Linked DNA regions of Homo sapiens: region 1 is linked to region 2. Evidence: read pairs that join two places in POLR2A ChIA-PET (ENCODE). Cell type or tissue: PC-9. All regions are shown on one strand.

Region 1 (8,000 bases), 150 kb before region 2:
AGTTTAAATCCTAGATCTGCCTCTTATGAATTAGCGAAGGAATTTGTCTGTGCCTACTGAGCTTTAACGGTACGCTAGGCACTCCTCTGGATATTTTCATGTATTAATTCATTGAATTGTCACAACACTCACATGAGGGTAGGGACTATCATGATTCCCAATTTACAGGTAATAGAACTGAAGTGAGATGCAGTGGAGTTCCTTGCCTAAATTTACTTAACTAATAAACAATGGTACAGGTTGAACATCCTTAATCAAAAAATTCAAAATCTGAAATGCTCTAAAATCAGAAACATTTTGAGCGCCACCATGACACTACAGATTTAACATGGGTTAAAAACTGAGATAGCGACACCTTTGCTTTCTGATGGTTCAGAAACTTTGTTTCATGCACAAAATTATTAAAAATATTGCATGAGATTACCCCAGGTTATCTGTATAAGGTGTATATGAAACATAAATGAATTTGCGTTTAGACTCGGGTCCCATCCTTGAGATATCTCATTACGTATATGCACATATTCCAAAATCTGGAAAAATTGGAAATCTGAAACACTTCTGGTCCCAGGCATTTTGGATAAGGGATACTCAGTCTGAACCAAGCATTTGGACCCAGGCAATCTTAACTCTAAAGCCAGGACTCCTAGAGCTGGCAGCCCTAGGAAATTACACTCCCATCTGTAATTCCAGCACTTTGGGAGGCCAAGGCAGATGGCTTGAGAGTCAGTGATCATGTATCCACATGGAGATTGCACCACTGCAGTGACTCCTGAGAGGCAGTGGTCATGTATCCACATGGAGATCGCACCACTGCACTCCAGATCTTGTCCTGAACCAGCTAAGAAATCAAGCTTTTATTCTTTAATAAATATGGATGATCTTACCGAAAGGTCAAGTAACTCTGCTATACTGTCTTCTAGAAACCAGGATTTGAGGGGATGGAGTAGAGAAGGAAGAATAAGAGAGTATATGTGAAAAGCATTTTGCCCGTGGCAGAGCGCCACATATATGTCAGCAGAGGGTGTTATTATAATAATTATTATTATTATTATTTTGAGACAGGGTCTCACTGTGTCTCCCAGTCTGGGGTACAGTGGTGCAATCTTGGCTCACTGTGACCTAGACCTCCCGGGTTCAAGCTCTCCTCCCACCTCAGCCTCCCAAGTAGCTGGGACTATTGGCATGCACCACCACACCTGGCTAATTTTTGTTGTTGTTGTTGTTGTTTTGTAGCAACAGGGGTCCCACTCTGTTGCCCAGGCTGGTCTCAAATTCCTGGGCTCAGGCCACCTACCTCAGCCTCCCAAAGTGCTGGTATTACAGATGGGAGCCACGATGCCTGGCCAGTTATTATTTTTATGATCCTCCATGCTTGTTAAAAATGAAAGATTGACTTCTTAGCTGTTTGGGGGCAAACCTCTCCTTCTGTGGCCATGTGACCCAGTGTCAATTCCTAGGGCTGCTGTAACAAAATACCATGAGCTGGATGGTTTAGAACAACAGAAATATATTGTTTTATGGTTCTGGAGGCCTGAAGCCCGAAATCAAGGTGTGAATAGGGCCATGCGCCCTCTGAAAGTACTAGAAATGGATCCATTCTAAGCATCTTTCCTCGCTTCTGGTGGCAGTCTTTGGCATTCCTTGAGTTTTGCTACATCACCCCAGTCTCTCCCTTCGCCTTCACATGATGTTCTCTCTGTGTGCATGTCTGTGTTCAAATTTACCCCTTTGGTAAGGACCCTAGTTGTGTTGGATTAGGGGGTCCACCCTACTCCAGTAAGACCTCATCTTAATTAATTGCATCTGCAGTGACCCCCATTTCCAAATAACATCATACTCCAAGGTATTGGGGGTCAGGACTTCAGCATATGAATTTTTGGGGGACACAGTTCAACGTTGACCCTAACACCCGGTGTCTCCTTCTGGTCTCAGTGGCACCACTGCAAGTGGAGGTGAGAACGAGCGTGAGGACCTGGAGCAGGAGTGGAAGCCCCCGGATGAGGAGTTGATCAAGAAACTGGTGGATCAGATCGAATTCTACTTTTCTGATGAAAACCTGGAGAAGGACGCCTTTTTGCTAAAACACGTGAGGAGGAACAAGCTGGGATATGTGAGCGTTAAGCTACTCACATCCTTCAAAAAGGTGAGGCTTGGTTCTCAGAAGCTGCTTCAAGGATTTCAAGTTTGTTTTGGGTTGTGGTTTTAAACATTTTTTTTAACTCCCTTGAAACCTGATGACGAACAATTTTTAAAATTAAGTCTGTGCCTGAAAAAGAGAAAAATGGCTAGGAGAAGGGATTTAGTATTGTTAGGAATATACTCCCACACTATTAAAAGGGTCCTGGGCATTGGGACAAATCTCAGCTGGCAGCAGTTATGAAACAATGTTACTTGTTCTTAGTAAAGTTCAGGCACTTTTGCCAGGCAAGTGGGTGGCCAGGAGGATGTGATACCAGGACAGACGGACTCGAAGGCCTTGAGAGATACCTGCCAGGCCTAAAATTATATGAAATTCAAGCTTTTCATTTGTCAAGTTGAATAAGCAAAGGGAGAGAATGAGCACCCAGAACTCTCAGAAATGAGCCTTCTCTAAGACACACATGCTCTGCCTGTGTGACGCCATCATCCTTATCTATACAATAGGGAGATGAGATTTGTAATTATTGCTGCCATCTGGGCAGCAGACTGCTTGTCCCTGCCATATATAGATCCAGTGTTTGGGCTGTGTACTGTCTACTTCTCAGAGAGTTGACAGACTAGTTGGAGTAAGAACTCTGTGTCTCCCTTAGGGGAAGTGCATTTACTAGAATGGAAAAGCACTACGCGGCCTGTTGCATAACGGGATGCGTAACAAGTGGGTCCCGGCCAAGTTGTCTGTGTACTTTGTCAGAGTGCACTGGAGGAGAGCTTTTCTCCTTGGACCTCTTCCCTGCCTCACCCACTGGTGTACTCTGCCTGGCCCTGTCGCTCTTTTTCCTTTATTCATTCATCAAATATGCTCATTGTCTCTGCTGAGTGCTGTGCTAGGCGCAGGATGTACAGAGTGAAGATCGTACTCCCCCTGTCCTTGACAAGCTCACAGTCCAATAAAGGAGAGAGATCTGAAAGATTACAATGTGACCACATATAGTAGGACAAAAGAGAGAACACAGTATTATTGGGAACTAGTTGATCAGAGCAACTAACCCTGCCTGGAGAACTGAGAAGTCTTCCCAGAGAAGGTGACATTGAAATAGGATTTTGGAGGATGAGTAGGAGTTTTCTAGGTACAGGGGAATGGAAGGGATATTTTAATGGTCAGAGAACAGTGAGCAAACCTTCATATGAAAAGTGTTTGTGGGGGATCCCAAAATGAAGCAGCCAGTGGAATCATCCAGCACGTCTCTTTATTCCTCCCCAGGGACCCCAAGAGTCAGCCTGTTTTGCTTTCCTCTTTAAGCTGCCACTTATGGTCCTATTTAGGAATGTTCTTCTCTGTTGAAACCTGGCTGCAGAGTACAGACAGACTCCCTAACACCTCCAAAATCAGAGCAAAGATCCTTTTCATTCTGAAGGATTTCCTATTAATCACAAAAGGGGAACATACATGACAAAGGTAAAAAGCACAGGGAAACCTTAGAGTTCTTCTAGCAATTGCACAAGGATGAACGCTCCCTGGTCCCTTTTCTCAGGTGCTACCTGGACCTTCCTTATGAATGGTCATGGACCCAGGCTTAGGATGCTCAGACTGTAACCGAGATTTCCCAGTGGACCTTGCTTCTGGCTCAGGAGGGATATTCAGTCCTAGCCAGAGCCTGCTTCTCTTGCAGTGAGATGTGGTCCCCCACAGACTTCTGTAGCCCTCTGAGTAAGGCAGTGCTGTGCTTTCCCAGGTGCTCCTAGCTCAAGCTTCAGGCTTAGGAAATTGTCTCTTTTTATCTCCCAAGTGCTCCCTCCCTAGCTGTTTTCGGAGAAGGCTTCACCATGTTTCACCCCACAGTGAGCCACTGCCTGGCTTTCCCACAGCCTCACACGCACCCGCAGTCATCAGCTTCACCCTTTCTGGATTCCTCATGGACTCTGTCCACCTGAAATCCGACCCTTTGCCTGGGCCTGCTTCTCTGTGCCCTTGGACCCGTGTTCTTCTAGTAGCCTAAGTCTGAGCCATTTCTCCCAGAGACCACAGGCTACAGTGGACAGTGCTCTCTCTCTAGGAGCCTGTGTATAGTAATGGGTCTGCCAAGGTTTCCCCATCTTGCCCAGTGAGTGAGCCTTTCCTTCTTGAGTTTCATGAAGTTCCTGTTTTATGCTCAGAGGCACCTGGAGTTCCCAGTTCTTTTGCAGAGCAGCTTGTTGGCCTGTTCTCAGAGGACTCAGGGGGATCTCGCCATTACGGGCTCAGGTTACCCACCCCACCCACCTTCACTATTTGTTTGGGATGACTCATTCCCCCTGGCATTCCCTTCACCGGAAGTGGGCCTCTAGAAAATTACTGTTTTACAGTATAAATATAGCTTCCATATACTGCAACATTGATACAATTTCCACCAACAAAGGAGGAGGGAGGGATTATTTCACCATTCTTAGTGAGGCCCAAGTTGGATTTAATTTCAAGTTGAAGTAGTCCATGTCATTCTCAGGAGATATTGCAGTGAAATGCGAAAGATCTTTTGGAAACTTCTCTGTATCAAATGCAGAAATGCAGAAATACTGCTTTAGAGAAGCATTTGAATGTTAAAATCTCCAAATCCTATCAAAATAATAGCATGTAATATTGGAAGTAATGATAGCACATGATTACTTAGTACTCACTGTGAGCTAGACACTATTCTGTTTTATGTGTAAATGAGTTTGTATGTGTCTGTACATACATATGTACATGTATATATTGATTCGTTTAATCCTCAGGACAGCTCTTTGAGATGGCACTATTAACATCTCCATTTTCCAGGGCAAGTCGAGGCACTAAGAGGTTGAATAACTTTCCAAGTCTTACTTCAAGCTAGAGGTGGGCCTTTGATTTGTGTATACAGCAGCCTTGTTCCAGAGCCTGCAAATTTAACCTCTAAACTTGCACAGAATGGAATATTTCCATTTTCATGGACAGTTCTGTTGGACAACACTGCTGTGGTGCCCTTGTTTGAAATGGTAGAACTTGTTTTCATTCACTTATTCATTCACTAGATTTTTGAGTGTTTACACATACCACGTATGATTCTAGACACTAGAATACAGGGATTCTAGTGTTACAGGGATAAGGAAGTGAGGGAGGGAGCTTATAGCATACACAAGGATGGACAAGGACATTAGATACTATTTCAGATTTGCTTTATGTTCTGCAGGTGAAACATCTTACACGGGACTGGAGAACCACAGCACATGCTTTGAAGTATTCAGTGGTCCTTGAGTTGAATGAGGACCACCGGAAGGTGAGGAGGACCACCCCCGTCCCACTGTTCCCCAACGAGAACCTCCCCAGCAAGATGCTCCTGGTCTATGATCTCTACTTGTCTCCTAAGCTGTGGGCTCTGGCCACCCCCCAGAAGAATGGAAGGGTGCAAGAGAAGGTGATGGAACACCTGCTCAAGCTTTTTGGGACTTTTGGAGTCATCTCATCAGTGCGGATCCTCAAACCTGGGAGAGAGCTGCCCCCTGACATCCGGAGGATCAGCAGCCGCTACAGCCAAGTGGGGACCCAGGAGTGCGCCATCGTGGAGTTCGAGGAGGTGGAAGCAGCCATCAAAGCCCATGAGTTCATGATCACAGAATCTCAGGGCAAAGAGAACATGAAAGCTGTCCTGATTGGTATGAAGCCACCCAAAAAGAAACCTGCCAAAGACAAAAATCATGACGAGGAGCCCACTGCGAGCATCCACCTGAACAAGTCCCTGAACAAGAGAGTCGAGGAGCTTCAGTACATGGGTGATGAGTCTTCTGCCAACAGCTCCTCTGACCCCGAGAGCAACCCCACATCCCCTATGGCGGGCCGACGGCACGCGGCCACCAACAAGCTCAGCCCGTCTGGCCACCAGAATCTCTTTCTGAGTCCAAATGCCTCCCCGTGCACAAGTCCTTGGAGCAGCCCCTTGGCCCAACGCAAAGGCGTTTCCAGAAAGTCCCCACTGGCGGAGGAAGGTAGACTGAACTGCAGCACCAGCCCTGAGATCTTCCGCAAGTGTATGGATTATTCCTCTGACAGCAGCGTCACTCCCTCTGGCAGCCCCTGGGTCCGGAGGCGTCGCCAAGCCGAGATGGGGACCCAGGAGAAAAGCCCCGGTACGAGTCCCCTGCTCTCCCGGAAGATGCAGACTGCAGATGGGCTACCCGTAGGGGTGCTGAGGTTGCCCAGGGGTCCTGACAACACCAGAGGATTTCATGGCCATGAGAGGAGCAGGGCCTGTGTATAAATACCTTCTATTTTTAATACAAGCTCCACTGAAAACCACCTTCGTTTTCAAGGTTCTGACAAACACCTGGCATGACAGAATGGAATTCGTTCCCCTTTGAGAGATTTTTTATTCATGTAGACCTCTTAATTTATCTATCTGTAATATACATAAATCGGTACGCCATGGTTTGAAGACCACCTTCTAGTTCAGGACTCCTGTTCTTCCCAGCATGGCCACTATTTTGATGATGGCTGATGTGTGTGAGTGTGATGGCCCTGAAGGGCTGTAGGACGGAGGTTCCCTGGGGGAAGTCTGTTCTTTGGTATGGAATTTTTCTCTCTTCTTTGGTATGGAATTTTTCCCTTCAGTGACTGAGCTGTCCTCGATAGGCCATGCAAGGGCTTCCTGAGAGTTCAGGAAAGTTCTCTTGTGCAACAGCAAGTAGCTAAGCCTATAGCATGGTGTCTTGTAGGACCAAATCGATGTTACCTGTCAAGTAAATAAATAATAAAACACCCAACTGGGAGTGCTGACTTTGAGGTTATAGATTGTGCCTGACAAAAGTCTGTGCCTGTCTGACAGAGCTGTGGGTGGTATGTCATGAGGCCCTGAGGAGCTTAGCAGAGACATCTTTCTTTTCTTTAAGAGAACATTTAAAAATTTTTTTATTTGTACACATTTATGGGCTACATGAGAAACTTTGTTACATGTTTATAATGCATAGTGATCAAGTCAGGGCATTTAGGGTTTCTCACTGTACCCCAGGGCAGCCCCAGGGCTCTCCTTGGGCTTCTGGCAGCCTGAGTGGTGTCTCATCACAGGGAATTTTACTGAGCAAAGGCAGCTTGGCGTATACTGAGGGTGTACAGTCCAGGACCCACAGCATTGATCTCACCTGGGAACTTATTAGAAATCCAGATTCTCAGGCCAACCCTAGGCCCACTGAATTAGAAAGTCTGGGAGAAAGGCCTGGAATTTGGGTTTTAACAAACGCTGCAGGTGATTCTGATGCACGCTGGAGAACCACTGGATGGACAAAGGCTGCAGGACTTGAGGTCAGTCCATTTGACCCCCAATCTCTCACTATTTTGTGACCTTGGGAAGGTTACTAAGCCCCGTGAACCTCATCATCTCCCTGTGAATTGCTTTGTTACGATGTCCATGTCTGGAATGCAGCTGGCCCTCCATAAATGTTAGCTCTCTTTCCTTCTCACTTGGGTTAATGTTTGTTATCATCAGGAGCTGCCTTGGTGTAGCAGAAAGAGCATTGGCCTAGATTCCAGTGTTGGCTTATGCTCTGGCTATTTGGCAGGATTTAATAGAGCTTGTTAATAATTATTGAACAGTGATTAGGTGCCAGGGACTATGCTAAGAGCTTTCCATGCATTATCTCATTTAATCTGCCCAAAAACTACAAGAGAAATGTTCAGGTATTATCTCTATTTTATTCCAGAAAAAAACAGACTTTACTTGGGTAATTAACTTGTCTAAGGCTTAACAGCTAAATTGGTAGAGTTGGGCTTGAAACTAGTGGTCTGGCTTTGGAGCCCACACTGTTTAACCACTAAGTGGTACTCAACATTTCTGATCTTTACTATCCATATTCAAAAAAGAATCCACCATAAAAGGTGC
Region 2 (8,000 bases):
TTTTTTATGTAACCTATTTTGAAGGCCTTTCCCTCAAAAATAGTTTTTCTATAGTATGATTTTTGTTGGTGTATGAGATTCCATTTATTTAAGTTTCATTTAATAAAGCAGTTTTCTACATGTAGTGTTTAAGCTATTTATAATTATTCATTAATACACAAAGGTTATGACTGTCCTTATGCATAAATATTTTAGTATATTTTTATTACCCTTTAGGGTCGGTTCCTAGAAATTGAATCACTGAGTTTCAGGGCATGCACATTTCTTTAAGCCTTTGGTCTATGTTGGCAAATTGCCTTCGAATTTAGGAGCTTTTTAAATTTTCTTCCCCTCTTTTTTTTTAGATATGGGGTCTCCCTTTGTTGCCCAGGCTAGAGTATAGTGGTGCCATCATAGCTCACTGCAATCTCAAACTCCTGGGCTCAAGTTATCTTCCTGCCTCAGCCTCATGAGTAGCTGGGACTACAGGCATGTACCACCATGGCCAGCTAATTTTTTATATTTTTTTTGTAGAGATGGGGTCTTGCTATGTTGCCCAGGCTGGTCTTGAACTCCTAGCCTCAAGTGATCCTCCTGCCCCAGCCTCCCAAAGTGCTGGGATTACAGGTGTGAGCCACCATACCCAGCCTAAATAAATTTCCCATTTTTTACCTGCCTCCAATCCTTAGTCTTTAATCTTACCTACTTGAATATTGTTATAAAAATTTTGCTAATTTGATAGGCAAAAGTGAGATGTCATTATTGTTTCAAGCATACGTTTTAGAAATAAAACTAAAAAGTTGTAAGCTTTAGAGGAAACTCTAAAGTTTATTTATTTAATATTGACTCAATTGTATAGTTAGGGAATGCGTACCTACCCCAAGTTAACCTGCCATTTTGTTGTTTCTCTTTTTCTCTAAATCTTAGGGAGAGAACTTTGGAAGAAAGGGCCATCTTTGCAACAGGTAGATATTAATTTTAATTTTAAATAATTATATGTATTGTATAGTTTAAAGTGCTTAGTAAAACTAGTTAATAGTTAGCATAACTATTCTGAGTTTAAATGCGTTCTATCTCTCTTCTCAGTTAATCAAGCCCGTGTAGATTCTGGATACTTAGATCATGAGGTCCTATCAAGATACTATCACTTAGCTTGAGACACATTAGATCTCAGTTTCAATGAAGGTATCCAGTGGGAAAGAGATAGCCTCCTGATTAGGGCCGTGAGCATTCAGTTTTTTCAAGTAGGAGACATTGTAACTTGCTAAATGATGAACTTTAGCTTGGCAGATCATAGACAGTTTCCCCCAGTCTCCCTTAATAACAGGACAAAATATTGACTGTTATGGGAAAATTCTTCCAGTGTAATTAAGAAATGAAGAAAACAGAGTTCTAAACTGATTATATATTGTGATTTCAATGCCACTGTTAGTGTTTTTATTTCTTCTTCAGTCTTTTTTTCTGTGTGTATTTAATTGAGGACTTTACGGAATAACAACACTTGAAATAATTCATGCTTTGCACTACATTTATTATTAAATTACTATTTAACCCTGTTTTGATATCCTGGTTGTGAAATGTCTTATGTTTTCTGCTAATCTATTTGTGTTAAAGTAAGCAGGGTTGGTTTACAGTACCGTGGCTCAAAAGCTAGTGTAGGCAGCTTTCCTCTCCTGCTGACTGTTCCCTTCCAGGCTTTCAGCTTTTCTCTAGTGAGAGGAACCTAAGCATTTGCAAACCCTGAAGAGAAAGTAATCAGGTACCTTGAGCAATTCTGATCATCATCCTGTGTCATTTTTGTACCTCTCACCTGAATCTGAAAGCTACATTTTTTAAAAATTTTGCTTTAAGTTCTGAGATACATGTGCTGAATGTGCCAGTTTGTACATAGGTATACATGTGCCGTGGTGGTTTGCTGCACTTATCATGAAAGTTATATTAAAGCTTGTTTTCCTTTTCAATCCATCTGAATTAATATGTTCATATATGGGTCATGTCTGTTGACACTTTTCCATCTGGAGCAACTGTTCCAGCCTTCTTCCCTGTGCCTCATATAACCTAAGTGTGAGTAGAGTGAAAAAAAATGTACACTGCTATGACTGTACTAGCCATCTCACACAGAATCAGAGAAAAATGATTTCTGAAATATATAGATATTTAAAATAAAAAGAATTATTGAATATTAATATGGGAATTGTTCTCTGCTCAGTGCTCTAGGAAATATTGAAGTGAATACAAGGAGTTAATATTCTACTAGGAACAGAAAGACACACTGCTCCTAATTACTGTGTTTCCGTCATTTATTGAATACACTTACTAAATATACGCTGTAAATAGGACTTTTTTTTTTTAATACTAAGGCACATGTAATCTCTGTTTTCAAGAAGCCTACAGTATAGTTGCAAATGTAAGACTCACTCAGTTGTTTGTTCACAGATATCTGCTGAACATCTACAACATGCCAACTACTGTTCTAAGTGCTGGGAATATTGTAGTGTACGAAGTCTCTGCCCTTATGGAACTCCTAGCTTAGTGAGAGATGAACAATAAGCAAAGGAATATTTAGTATCATAGCAGATGCTGTGAAGAAAAACAAAACAGAATTAAGGGATGAAGAGGGAGTGGGTGGAAGTCTGTGGGAGAAGCCTCACAGGCTGAGGGAAGGGCAGGTGCCCAGCCCCTGATGAGGGAGCAGGTTAGACATGTTCATGGGGCAGCAGCAGACAAGTGTGACAGGAGCGATGTGCCCATCGTGGAGGGAGCAGAAGAAGCTGCTAAAGTAACAAAGGGCTAGATTAAGAAGGACCTTGTATGATAAGGACTATTGATATGTACCCACCAGTGACTACCAGATGGCGGAAGGCAGGACGTGTGCACCCCAATCAGTGGTGCACGTGATCAGATCGCTGCTAAGTGGAGCCAGAGGTGCAAGAGAGGTTCTTTTAGTGTGCTAATAACAAGGCTTGTCAGGAAGATGGATCTTAATTAAAGGATGCGGTTGATTTAGTATGTCTGAGTTAGGATATAGTGGAGGCAGTGGGTGAGGATGCTGAAGTGAAGGCTGGAAATGAAAGTGGTATGATCAGGTGAGCTGTGAGAAGATGTCAGATTCCACTTGAAGAACAGTCCTTTGGTAGAAGGAATGAGGCTGTAAACATAGTTAGGGCCAAATTGTGGATATAGAATATCTTTTAAATGGGAGTTGTTCCTCTAGTTCTAGATCCAAACTCATTTGAATGATAGTTTAAAAACTTGATCAAGCAAAGGTAAACAAATAATACAAAACATGAGAAAATCATCTCGAAGAATTAAAGCAGTAGTTTTTTTTTTAACCTAATTAGGAAGAAATAAATAGCTTTCTACATTAGTTATTGTGGAGATTTAAAGATCATTTTGGTTTTTTTGAAAGGGGGGTTATTCTCTTGTTTAATAATTATGTTGTTTTTGTTAAAGCAAATCTCTAAGCTGGAATAAAGTTTCAAAGCAGTAAGTTACAAAAACAGAACATACACCCAACCAAGTTATTTAAAGACCTTTTTATATTGCTCAGGTCAGAGGGACTGTCTGTCTCTTCCTTACCATACCTCTTGATATTTTATTTTGGTGGTGCTCAGAGAAGTAAATAATTTCTGTATTGTCTTTACAAATTAATGTGACTTCCCCTTCCTCTTCCTTTTTTTTTTTTTTTAAGTTGAGTTCTTTTAGTAGTTGGCAATGCAGTGCTTTATAGCCCAACTTTTGTTATGCATTTATTACAAATTCTTTTTAAAATTTTGTGACTTTAGTTAAAATAAATCCTTAATAATATTTTAAAATTTGTTATTATTTAGTATTTTTAAATAAGTTATACTTGATTTATTTAAAACATAGTCTTAAAGGTCCTTTCCATTTTGGAGTTTTAAATAGAAACACTGCCACCTTGTGTTATGTGCAGCTAATGTTGGATAAACTGAAAATCACTAACTGGGTGTATTGCCAATTGAGGAAAATATACTTTTCTGTATTCTTACACTTGCTGACCCGTGTTTTCTTATGTTTTACCAAAGCGAAATTTGACACACATGCAAGATGAAGTAAATGTGAAGTCACATCAGAGGGAGCATCAAAATATTCAGGTAAAAAGAAAAAAATAATGGTGTCTTCCTTTAAAAACAATTCCAGTATTTGTAGTGGGATTGAGAGAGAAGAGAGGAAGCAAGAGAATGGGTGAAATGAGTGGGGCAAAGAAAGGGAAGCTCGTTAAAATTGTTTGTGATTCTCTTTTTTTTTGCCTAATCTCTTCTATTTATTTATTTATTTATTTATTTATTTATTTATTTAGAGATGGGGTCTGGCTCTGTTGCCCAGGCTGGAGTGCAGTGGCATGATCTCGGCTCACTGCAACCTCTGCCTCCCAGGTTCAAGTGATCCTCCTGCCTCAGCCCTTCTAGTAGCTGGGATTACAGGCATGTGCCACCATGCCTGGCTAATTTTTGTATTTTTAGTTGAGACGGGGTTTCACCATGTTGGCCAGGCTGGTCTTGAACTCCTGACCTCAGGTGATCCACCCGCCTCAGCCTCCCAAAGTGTTGGGATTACAAGCGTGAGCCACCACACCCGGCTGCCTAATCTCTTCTTTAAGAATTGACTTTTGTTATCAATGTTTGAGTCCAGTATTATAAAATTTAATTATGTAACGCTAGAAGTATGGTGTAGAAAGTATTGTTTTAATATATATTAGAAAAAGCAACTTTATATAACTGTTTGATTTAAATGTGTTTGTTTTGTGATGTAAACCATACATTTGTGTTTATTTTAGAAAATTATAGTATTAAAAATGATCATTAATGTAAATTAAATCTGATTTTTTTCTTAAAGTATTTTCTATTTTGATTGAGAAAAATAATTTTGTTAAACTAACCACACAGTACTTTTTGGCTTTTATATTGGTCAAAGTTTCCAAAGAATATTATGAGGATTATTTTAGAGGAAGGACCCATAATTAATTTTATGACTGAAACACCGTTAAATGATAAATTGAATAGCTGTTTCAGTATAATAAAAGCATTTTATTTGGGTTTTCTTAGTTTACTATGTAGTGTAAGAAAATGAACTATGTCCTTAAATTCGAGCCTTTATCTTTTACCAGAGCACTGAAAATGATGATTATTTCAACAAAAGGATTAGAAGAGTCTCATAAATTTGGGAGGTCTTAAGCAAAAGTTAAAATGGCATATTCTTTTGCTCTTTTCTGTGTCTAGATGCTTTTTATTTTTTCTTTATTGGAATTAGGATGATTTGCCCTCTTGTAGTATATACTTGTATTTATTAGCTATTATAGGATAGTAATTTTCTATTTTATTTATGATCTGTAGATTTTAAATCATTGGCATATCATTGAAATTATTGTATCTTTTGTACTTAGTGTTTTACATATGTATGTACCTGTATGGTAGTGAACTGCTTTTAAAAATTTCTCCTTTAAGAATTTGCTCTTTTAAGATTGGCCTGGCACCTTGTTGTCTTTATTATTTAAGGATTTGGAGATTGAAAATGAAGATTTGAAAGAGAGGTTGAGAAAAATTCAGCAAGAACAAAGAATACTTTTGGATAAAGTCAATGGTTTACAGTTACAGCTGAATGAGGTAAATAAATCTGCATAATAGAAAAATAAACTGTCTTACTATATCAATAGCAAATTGTTAATGATTGTGCTAAAGAAGGTAAAATTAGCTCATTGCACTTCAGAGGAGTTAAATCTTACTGGGGACCAGGATTTTTACATGAAATTTTACATTTAAAGTACCATAAGCTAACAAGTAAGGACAGTGTAAAGAATGTTCAGGGAAGTGAGGAGAGATCACTGTGGGCTGCCGCTTCTGAGGGGGGCACTTCCTGTGGGAGATGGTACTTCTGTTGAATTTTGAAGGAAGTAAGAGGGAATCAGAGGGCATTCCAGAGAACACTGTGATGAGCAAAATCACAGAAACAGTGACCTGTAATATATTCCTTGTTGTATAAAAAAATTGGAAATACAAGAAATATCCATAAATCATTTTTTAGAGGGAAAGTAGAATATATATGAAATCTAGTATCATCAGTTTGCTCTTTAAATATACATTTTATTATGTACAGGACTTACCACAGGTGAAATCTTATGTGATATTTGCATTTCAAAAGTAAGAAGTAACTGCGTGATTGGTACAGCTGTGTCCTTGTGATTCTAATTTTCCGTATCACTTTAATATCTTGCTATCTATGTTAGATTTTCCTAAAATTGAACATATGCAAAAGCAAAAGGCTGAACTATAGTTAGGGCCATGGGATTGGAGAGGAAAAAGTAGACAGAAGATATGAGGACCAAGAACAAGTAGGACTTGGTGGTTGATAGGTTCTCAAGAGAATCAAAAGTGCTTCTGAATTTGGATAGTGAGAAGAATGAATGACAACTCATACAACAGAATTGTACATAATTTTCTTCTCATATCCTTGGCCCTAGTCTTAAAGACATTTGCCAATCTTTTTAAAATATCTTTGCCAAGTTCATGCCTTTTAAAATAGGCTTTTAAGAATTAAAATATTTTGTGTTCTTTTTAAATTTAGGAAGTTATGGTTGCTGATGATCTGGAAAGCGAGGTAGGGTGACATTTTATTTTAAACCATTAAAATTGTTTTAGGAATTGAAGATGATATAGTAGTAAAGGTTTAAGTCCTGAATTGAGATAGAGACCAGGATTCTATTTCTGGTTATTAAAGGGAAATTCAAAATCTATAGATGACTAAAAAAGGATGTTTTGAATGTAGTGGCATAGATTATTGTAGGCATTTTGTTGTTATTGCCTCTGAAAGTCTTACTTTCTGTGAAACTTGTCCTGAAAATAATATAAAATTCTAAACATAAAGAAAATGTCTGAAAACATTAAGATTGAAAACAGAGATTTGAATTTTTTATGATTTTGTTTATAGATATTGTATGTTTCATTAGTATATTTGTAGAAATTATCAACTCTATTAGTAGTTAAAGTTCACCAGGTTGGAGAATTCATTAACTCCAGTCCTCAATGCAATTCCAATTCACGTTTTCTAAAACACATTTTTAATCCAATTCCAAGCACAGGGTGATTTTACTGTATTTATTCTGTTTCATTTCAGAGAGAAAAGCTGAAGTCCCTTTTGGCAGCTAAAGAAAAGCAACATGAAGAAAGCTTAAGGACTATTGAGGCTCTGAAAAATAGATTTAAATATTTTGAGGTATAGAAAGGATAAATTATTTCCTGTAATTCATAATGGGTAATGGTAAGGCTCTTGGCATCAGACTTGAATTTGAATTATAAATCTCTTATTTATAGTGTGACCTTGGGCTGCTTATTTAAAGTCTTCAAACTTGTTGCCTCTTTGGCAAAACTGGGGTGATTGTCTCTTTCTCCACATAGTTATAAAGGTTAAGTGAGATCATTTAAATTGACTAGCATGTAATTGACATTTAGTGTCATTCTAGTTTCTCTTCATTGTCCATCCTTACCTTTTTAAAACATCATATTTCTACCTGTAAATTTGCAGTGAGTATAATGATAATAAAAAGCATTCATATAAATGAATGATGATATGTCCAGGATTATCTCAGAAAGGATTCATCACTGGGCATCACTGAAGGCAGCTGATTCAGCATGAATCTTTTGTCTTTGTTGGTGAATGCAGCCCCAAAGTACACTAAAAAAGTGCCTTAGTCCGTTCATGCTGCTGTAACAAAATAAAGAAAATTTATAAAGAACAAATTTATTTCTCCCATTTCTGGAGGCTGGAAAGTCCAAGATCAAGGCTCTGGCGTTCATGTCTGGTGAGGGCCTTTTGCTGCATCCTCACCTGGCAGAAGGCGAAAGGGCAAAAAGGAGCCTAAGTGAAGCCCTCGTGACTTAATCAGTTTCCAAAAGGCCCCACCTCTTAATACCACCACAGTGGGAATTTAAGTTTCAACACATTTTGGCAGACATTCAGACCATAGCAAAAATAATATTCTTCTTTGTAAATAAAAAACTATGTGT

Evidence for each region. Peaks named below come from ENCODE experiments on the same cell type or tissue, not always from the same donor. Only the 100,000 strongest peaks of a DNase experiment are listed, where the experiment ranks them.
Region 1: POLR2A ChIA-PET joins it to region 2 with 10 read pairs; 3 of 35 experiments call an interaction of 5 or more read pairs at or near these places.

Annotation. Positions count from the first base shown.
Region 1 is chr15:70,830,438-70,838,437 of GRCh38, reverse strand. LARP6 (La ribonucleoprotein 6, translational regulator) reads left to right here. Exons shown (of 3, transcript NM_018357.4): 2 at 1,933-2,143; 3 at 5,322-8,000. The coding sequence ends at 6,386. Among named protein-coding and RNA genes, the nearest start is that of LARP6, 20 kb to the left of the region's middle. In PC-9, no CTCF peak of the experiment used is centred here; a DNase peak (open chromatin) is centred at 4,367; H3K27ac peaks cover 2,055 bases.
Region 2 is chr15:70,675,702-70,683,701 of GRCh38, reverse strand. It overlaps UACA (uveal autoantigen with coiled-coil domains and ankyrin repeats), which reads left to right. Exons shown (of 19, transcript NM_018003.4): 9 at 907-944; 10 at 4,026-4,094; 11 at 5,496-5,603; 12 at 6,562-6,594; 13 at 7,111-7,209. Among named protein-coding and RNA genes, the nearest start is that of SALRNA2, 44 kb to the right of the region's middle. In PC-9, a CTCF peak has its summit at 3,936 (motif pointing left); a DNase peak (open chromatin) is centred at 3,911.